Regions from separate parts of the Homo sapiens genome. Here all the other regions are linked to region 1. A link is a contact called in ENCODE Hi-C or POLR2A ChIA-PET data. All regions are on one chromosome and are shown on one strand. The core of a region is the stretch at or near the end of the contact, and the rest is flanking DNA. Distances in the headings are between cores, read along the strand shown.

What was found. A loop is a pair of places that touch in the nucleus more often than their neighbours do. ChIA-PET counts read pairs that join two places held with the same protein, here RNA polymerase II (POLR2A).
Region 2: a loop to region 1 is called in a map of chondrocyte, with 3 times the contacts of the local background. The contact joins two enhancer-like sites. A Hi-C loop is called at or near these places in 6 of 168 maps with a recorded cell type or tissue (OCI-LY7, PC-9, aorta and 3 more) and 1 of 37 single-sample maps with no recorded cell type.
Region 3: POLR2A ChIA-PET joins it to region 1 with 10 read pairs in activated T-cell. The contact joins two enhancer-like sites. POLR2A ChIA-PET finds 5 or more read pairs at or near these places in 2 of 52 experiments (MCF 10A and activated T-cell).

The regions. Positions count from the first base shown.
Region 1 is chr10:112,583,797-112,586,496 of GRCh38, reverse strand. The region is part of intron 5 of VTI1A (vesicle transport through interaction with t-SNAREs 1A); the gene reads right to left. Among named protein-coding and RNA genes, the nearest start is that of MIR4295, 49 kb to the left of the region's middle. Within about 2 kb of position 1,281, at least 2 of the 41 ENCODE cell types and tissues checked have a DNase peak (open chromatin) inside an H3K27ac peak, as active enhancers do.
Region 2 is chr10:113,380,716-113,383,465 of GRCh38, reverse strand. No RefSeq gene overlaps it. Among named protein-coding and RNA genes, the nearest start is that of HABP2, 170 kb to the left of the region's middle. RefSeq lists an enhancer at 814-2,013. Within about 2 kb of position 1,410, at least 9 of the 41 ENCODE cell types and tissues checked have a DNase peak (open chromatin) inside an H3K27ac peak, as active enhancers do.
Region 3 is chr10:113,562,254-113,564,990 of GRCh38, reverse strand. All of the region lies in intron 1 of HABP2 (hyaluronan binding protein 2), which reads right to left. Among named protein-coding and RNA genes, the nearest start is that of HABP2, 11 kb to the right of the region's middle. Within about 2 kb of position 1,375, at least 4 of the 41 ENCODE cell types and tissues checked have a DNase peak (open chromatin) inside an H3K27ac peak, as active enhancers do.

The DNA.
Region 1 (2,700 bases), core at 32-2,531:
GCTTTATACAGAGGATTGCAGGAAAACTAAGGAAAAAGGTTCTCTTTTGCACCTGTAATGTTCACTTATTCCTTCTCAGTTTTAACGAATCATTTAAAAACGCCCACTTCGCACCATAATTAGCTATTTTATTGGCACTATTAGCAGTGCTGAAAAACAACCCAAAGAAGGTTAGTTCTTATTTTAAAATGAAATGAGTTTACACGGATAATACAAAAGGTCCAGAATAAATAGCAACCAAGGAGGAGTACAGAGCTTCCTTGAATGCTTTTTTGGCTGCGAAAAAGAATGTTGCCACAAAAATCTGTTTTGCATCATCTCAATGCTTGAAACAAGAACACATAATTTAGAAGGAAAAAAAAAAAGCCACTCTTTATGCCACTTAGCCATAAAGAGCAAAGTCGTGTTAGAAATAGCTTCCCTGTGATATTTTGGTACATTTCTGGGTTTTTTCAGCAATCGACGTAATTATGTGGTTTGAGAGGGCAGTGTTTACCCATATTACCATTTATACACTGTATACAAACAGAGGACTTGACTCCAACAGTCTGATGAGCACATGGGTTTGCAGGCACATCCTTGACCTCTGAGGAAGCCCAAGTGGTTTTATCAGAAGTAACTGCAATCTTTAAGGCTAGATAATGTTGATTTCTGATTCAGCTTCTGTCTGTCCGAAACACCCAACACTTTTTATGCTAGAATGCTATATTACAGTTTTGGAATACTGTTTATGTACTCTATGTCAATATGCTAATTCTTTCCAAAGTTACCGACATGGTGCAAAGAGGCGGCGAGGGTGTATGTGACACAACCAAAAAAAAAAAAAAAAAAAAGAAATCCACAATCTTTTGTTGTTTCTCTGTACCACTTGATGCCAGAAATAAACTCCCATATCTTTCCCTGTGCCTTCTCTGCAAACTTTGGAATGATTTCTGGGAAGTAGAAAAGGAAACTTATGCCTATAAGAATATTCAAGCTTGGCAAATCATTGCATATGTTAGGATGACTCTAAATGCTAACTTTATTGTACAGAAAGTTCTTTCATGAAAATGACATTCTTTTTCAGTTAAGAATGTTCAGATGTCAAAACTGGTGCAAAAAAAAAGTAACAAGCTGTAATAGCTGTTCTGAGCAGCAAAAAGTACAAAATCATGTTTTAAATATCACACAACTGAATCTATTCAGTTGGCATCCTAAGTGGCATGCCTGTTTCATCAGGCTGATGGCCAAAGCCCTGCTGGAGTGATTCATAACAGTGGTGCACCTCGCCCATTCATGTCTCGTACTGTCTGCGACACTGTTTACACAAGTTAGGAGATGTGAATCGACATTTTGTAGCATACATTTTCTTCTGTGTGGCCCTTTATTAAAACTGGGATGGTTCCCAGTAGCATTATATATTCTACATAAGTTGATCCACCCTCAATTAAAGAAGCTAGTTTGTGTAATCCTTGTTATTAAAATGACTTCTGCAACAAAATGCAGATACTACTCCATGTTAAGATTCCAGAGTCTTCTGACTAATTTTCACAATTCTGTTTTCAAAAGCCTGTCAAATAACATTCTAAATACATCATGGTTATTTTACTTCAAAAGACTACAGATTTAAATGTACTATTTTGGTACCTGCCCCTCACTATCTCTCTCCATAGAGAGAATGTGAATATGCTATCCCAACTCACTGCATGTAAGGAGGCTATGGAACCTCCTGCGCCTACATTTCCTTCTCTGTTGAATGGGGACAATAATTCTATCTATACTCCACGGGTTGGTGCAAAGATTAAAGGAGGAAATGCTTATCAAGAGTCTAGTACAGTAGCTGGTCCATAAGACGCAGTCAATGTCTGATCTGAGAAGCTTAGTTTGTTGTCGGTCACAATTTGAATTGGGTCAGAAAACTAAGGCAAGCAAGTCAGCTGTGGAGGAAGCTGCTGCTTCCAATGGCGCATGCCTGTATGTTGGAAGCATACCTGACAGGCGAGCGATGCCCAGTAGTCAGCTCATCTTCTCTCCAGAAGTGAACCCACAATATATTACTTTGTGATACAAAAGTCATCTTGGCATGCTTGATCCTTTTCGTTGTGCTCTTACTCATTCCTCCTCTGAAGTATTTCTCAGTAGTGCCCTGAAAAATGGCTTGACTTCCAGAGTTCACAAGAAGGCAAGGAGAAAATATGTACCATAAATTCTGACTGTTAATTTCTGTTATCTATTCTGATGTCAAAGTTCTGCCTTAATTACAATGACTTGCAGGATGCTAGAATGTCCAGACTAGTAGCAAAACCACCCAAAATACTACCATAATAATACTACGGAGAGGAGGGGAATTAATGAAAAAGGATACATAAATCTATATCCCTTCTGAATCTGTTTACTTATGTGCTCTTTAAATACTATTGTAGATGCTAAACAAATGGTTTTCTTGAATACAGTGCATTTGCCCCTATGCCAATTAGATCTGAACTTTGACACAATGTGTTTTACATACAGGAGAAGAAAAGAGAACATTATATGTGACTGCCATATGACAAGGCAACTTTGGGTATTCTGGGAGAAAAAAGCTGTTTTGGCAGTAAGAGAAAGTGCTGGCAATGTGCACCAACGTAACTCGTCTGTCACTTTAAGAGCTGAAATAGGAAAACCTGTACCATTTTTGTACTTTTGTTCATTCTTTTCAACTCATTCTAAGTTGCCCCCTGG
Region 2 (2,750 bases), core at 161-2,660, 800 kb before region 1:
TATTATTTAAAGAAAGGGTGTTTCTTCAAAGTTTGTCTGAATTAAAAATCACAAACCAATCCATCTCCCTTCTTTCCTTCCTTCTCTCTTTCCTTCCGTCCTTCCTTCTATTCATTTTAAACCCAGCAACTAGATTTTGTTGGGTTTAAAAGGTCCCTAAAAAGTTAGTATTCCTTCAGGAATAAATATTTGTAGATTACTTGAAATGGCCAGCTTCCTTGACTGGTCTTTAGGGAAAATACTCTTTGTAACTTTGACTAAAAAGACAATGTTCCCGATCAAAATATAATCTGGGTCTATACTGGCAAAGAGAGTTGAACCAATATGTAATGAATGGCAGCATAAACAAATGAATGAAGGAATACGCAGACAGGCATCAAGCAGAATCAAAATACTCAAAGCAGCCAGTTAACTGAGGCACTGAATTTCCTGGACAACTGTCTCAATTCCCCGGTTTGCGTGGAGGCTCTTGCCTATAACCAAGTAAGCACTTATGCTGCAACCTCTTGCCTCTTGCAAGAGACAACAGATTGTTAGCCTCTGGGAAGTAGCACTATTTCAATCAACCAATTTGGCATGTTGTGTTTTACAGTTTCTAAAATTAACACAGAATCCAAACAAAAACATGGCTGGTGTGGAACTATATACAGAGAACACTGTCATCTGGTTGCTTCGAATCTGTTCATTATCAAAATTAGCTGTCTTGTTTGTCCTACTCCCATTTTTGAATGCACACCATTAATTAACCAACCTGTCATTATGTGCTGGTAATGACCAAGTTTTCCAGTATCCCAGTGTAAATACAGGATTTTACAGGACTCCCAAAACTAGGAGGAAAGGAGAAGGTGGAGGAGGTAGGGGTGGCAGAGAAAGAGGACATTCACAGGTGGGACTCAGTATTGCTTACAGCTACCCTTGCTTTCTAAAACAAGGGCTGCACGCGGAAACAATGCTGATTTATTCCCTTGCATTGAGCAAAGCTAAATTTTTCCAGGCTTCACTGAGGAATTTTCTTCACAATATCTGCATGAATTATGAAGCTGACTTCTAACCAGATGTCGGGTGATCTGCCCTTCCTGTTCTCTGAGGATGAGACACATCAGTGTTTAACTCATCATGCCCCTCGAGTGTGTCTCATTTTTCAACCCATTCTCACTTGGAGGTTAAAAAGGAATTGGGGTTTCTTTTTAAGTCTCTTTGATTTTACCCAATTTCGGTGAACAGATCCATGAAACTTCAAAGAGGATGTTGACAGAATTGAAGTAAGGGAGGGAAGGACAGAGGAAGGGGGCAGAAAGCAAAGCCGATCATAAAAAACAAACCAAAGAATATTTAACGACATATTTTCCCAAAGAGACTTCTGGCTGCCCACCGAAACTGAAACCATTACTCACATCGAAGACACTTCCTGGGGGTGTGCTATCTTGAGGAAACACATACCGTGAAGGCCTTTGCAGGAAGCAAATTCAATGGTGAAAGGAACCGCAGCAGATTCTTACAATTCTGTCTTTTGCACCCTGACTTTCCACTTGAACATTCTTATTAAAAATTTCCTCCAGCATCCTTACCATATACAATTTTTCAAGTCAAAGAATGACTTTTTAGAGTCTCTGTGTGCCCATAAAATTCTGTCTTGAAGATTTTATTAATAATCATAAAAACATCAGTATCCATCAGGATCAGTTTGGAAAGGGAGAGGCAATTTTTCCTAAACATGTGTTCAAATGGTCTGAGACAGACGTTAAAATGAAAAGGGGGTGAACTGAAGACCAATGACTGATCCAGCCCCCCACTCCCCTACGGTTCATAGTCATGGGCGAGGACATGGCCACAGGCTAACACAAGCCAGCTTGGGATCAGGCACCAGCCCCACCTGCAGCTGATGCAGCTCCACGTGGAGGGAAGCATTCCAACTTTCACTGCTGCAGGTTGTGTATTTATCACTACGAGGAGGGGAGGGACAAAGTATACAGGACTACATATTTTCTTATGGCATCAGGATAGGTTTCTTGGGACTCTGAGAGGTCTAGAATAACGTGCTTAAAATGACTATTTGACTATCTCCCAGCCAGTTCGAAGCATTGGCTGAGCAGCCTTTGCTTGATTGTCAGTTAACAGCAACCGAAATAGCAAAATAGTAAAGTGATCCCTGCAAAGGGATTTGTGGGTGGTCTCCTTGGCTCACCTGTCAGAGGAGGTTGACTCTGTGATCATGATCCTTCCCCCAAGTGCTCTCACCTTTTCTGTTCACATTGTACCTTAAGGCCTGCAGTCAGGCAAATCTTTGAACAGAGAAATTCAAACCCCTTAATGACCAAAGATTTCGAGGGATCCCAAGACATGGGGTGTATTTCACAATGCAACCACCCCAGTGAATAGGAGAGTTATTGACCAGGCAATGCATTATCTCATAATCCGCCAGTATGGAGGCAGCGTGGGTGGCTTCAGGGCATGAGCACTGGAGTCAGAGAAGTTGAACTCCATCAGCTCTGTTACTTCCAGTTACTCAACCTCTCTGTGCCTCAGTTTCTTCATATGCTAAAACTAGGATGATACTGTCTACATACTTCAATGGGCTGTTAAGCTTTCAGGAATCTATACTTGGAAAGCACCAGACACAGCACCTGGTATCTAGTGGGATATGCTATTGTCTCCATAATCAACTAGAAATTTCCTTGTGATTACTCGCTGCAACAAAAAGGGTTCTCCAAACTGGCTGAGAACACCACAAACTAGGGAACTTTAAGAAA
Region 3 (2,737 bases), core at 126-2,625, 980 kb before region 1:
CCTGTAGTCCTAGCTACTCGGGAGGCTGAGGCAGGAGAATGGGGTGAGCCCAGGAGGCAGAGCTTGCAGCGAGCCAAGATTGTGCCACTGCACTCCAGCCTGGGCTACAGAGCGAGACTCCATCTAAGAAAAAAACAAAAGAGAGAGATGCGTGGTGAGGTAGAGTGATGTCTACAATTTACTTGCAAATGATTCAGCAAACAAACAAACAAAACAACTATACACACAGGAGAATGAGAGACACAGCAACCATAACGACATGTTAACAATTGTGGCATCTATCTGGATGAAGAATATTCATTGCATTATTCTTCCCACTTTTCTGTAGGTTTAAAAAATTACAAAATAACATGTTGGTGAGGGGAAAGGAATGCAAAAAAAGGAAGAGAGGTCATTTGTTATCGGGGACTGTGCCTCTGTCTAATGACTTCCTGGCTAACCACCTCCCCCACACCCTGTTTCTGCAGGCAGTGAGATGGGACAGGTGTTCTGTTTGGGGCTGAGGGTGGGGGTTGGCAGTGGGGAGGCCTGGCAGAGGAAGGGCAGCTTAGGCCTTAGGGGTGCTCCTGGGCTTAGGGTGAAGGATTGCCAGAAATGGGTACCTCTGGGGTTGAGTGCCAGAGAGGTGCCATGAGGGGACCCTAATATGGTTTGGCTGTGTCCCTACCCAAATCTCATCTTGAATTGTAGCTCCCATAATTCCCATGTGTCATAGGAGGGACCATGTGGGAGGTAATTGAATCATGGGGGTGTGTTTTTCCTGTGCTGTTCTCATGATAGTGATTAAGTCTCAGGAGATCTGATGGTTTTATAATGCGCAGTTCCCCTGCATACACTGTTTTGCCTGCCACCATGTAAGACGTGTCTTTCACCTTCTGCCATGATTGTGAGGCCTCCCCAGCCATGTGGAACTGTGAGTCTATTAAACCTCTTTTTCTTTATAAATTACCCAGTCTTGGGTATGTCTTTATTAGCAGCATGAGAATGGACTAATACACTAAGACTTCAAGGACAAAGGTTACCCCTTCTTCAATCTCGCCCTCATCACCCCCAGTCATCTGGGCCTTGGTCCTGGTCTTTGCTCCCTGCCTTGCCTTTCTCAGGGCAGGGCCTGTCTGTCTAGACCTGTCTCCACCCAGTCCTTTGGAGATTCCCTACGAATTCTTCTCTTTGAGCCGAACAGGGTGGGCCATGTCCTAAGAAGTGGGCAGAAGACTTTGAGGGACATCCTTCCTCGGGGTCCAGCAAGGAAGGGCCCTCCAGGACCTGCACCTGGGCCAGCATTGCGCATCCTGGCTCCAGCTGGAGCCTGAGGGACAGCCGGGTGCCATGCTGCCTACAGCCAGCAGGTGGCAGACGTGCCCTTCCTAGGAGCTGGCGCTCGGAGGGAAACCAAACAAAAAGAAAGCCGAGACTTCCTGGGCTGGGCTCTCGGGGAGCCTGAAGCCGATGTGCAGCTTGGGCTGCCTGTCAGGGGGTCGCCGGAATCTGAAGCAAGTCACTCATTTTGTGACTCACAGTGTCCACCCACAGAGAGGGGCCGTGGTGCAATGTGGAAACTGGTAGTCCGAACACCTGGCTGGATATTTAGGGACCGTATGGGAAAGTCCAGGCTGATAGTCAATTACTTATGCCTATATCCGGATCCCTGAAACTAACCTGGATGATGGTAGGTGGGAAGGGTGGACACAGTATTTGCCTCCTTTCATTCCATCATTCCATTATCTCTTCTCCCAGAGACAAGAAAATGATAGAAGAACCCTTACTCCTGAGACTTGCACATTCAAAGAGAAAGATCGATGGAAGAGTAGGAGGAAGAGATAACTAGGGAGAAAACTGTTATCTCAGTTCACATTCCTTTAGAGCTGACAATGTGCCATCAACTGTGTTAAATATTTTACGGACATTTTGTCTTGTTTGTTGCACACAATACTTCATAATTTAGGTATTATGATTATATCCAATTTAGAGGTGACAAAACTGAGGTTTTCAGATATTAAGTTGTCTAAAATAACTTAACTAGGAAATGCTGGAGCCAGAACAGGAGACTGTCAGTCTCACATCAGAGTCCTTGCTCTTAGTCACCATTGTGAGGGACCAGGAAGCTGCCACGTGTACACAGTAATAAAGCAAGGATGGAGGAGAAAGAAACAGAAAAGCTCATTAACCTTGAGAGGCAGGTGTTGAGCTAGGTTCAAAATCAGGGGCACTGTTCTTGGAATGCTTTATAAAAAGGCTTATCTGTGGGCCGGGCGCAGTGGCTTACGCCTGTAATCCCAACACTTTGGGAGGCCGAGGTGGGCAGATCACTTGAGGCCAGGAGTTGGAGACCAGCTTGGCCAACATGGCAAAACCCCATCTCTACTAAAAATACAAAAATTAGCCAGGCGTGAGGGCAGGAGCCTGTAGTCCCAGCTACTCGGGTGGCTGAGGCACAAGAATCGCTTGAACCTGAGAAGTGGAGGCTGCAGTGAGCAGAGATCGTGCCACTGCACTCCAGCTTGGGTGAAAGAATGAGACTCTGTCTTAAAAAAAAAAAAAAAAAAAAAGCTTATCCAATCTGGCCTAGGCCTGGCAGGCCACAGAGAGGGCCTACTTGGCCCCAGTGACAGCTGGAGAAAGTACAAAAGTCAGATTGAGCCTTGGCCAGCCTACTGCGGTAAACACATCTTAACAAACATCTTCACTCAGATCAAAAGGCACGTAAGCCACTGCCCACTTCTCCCACCACATCCAT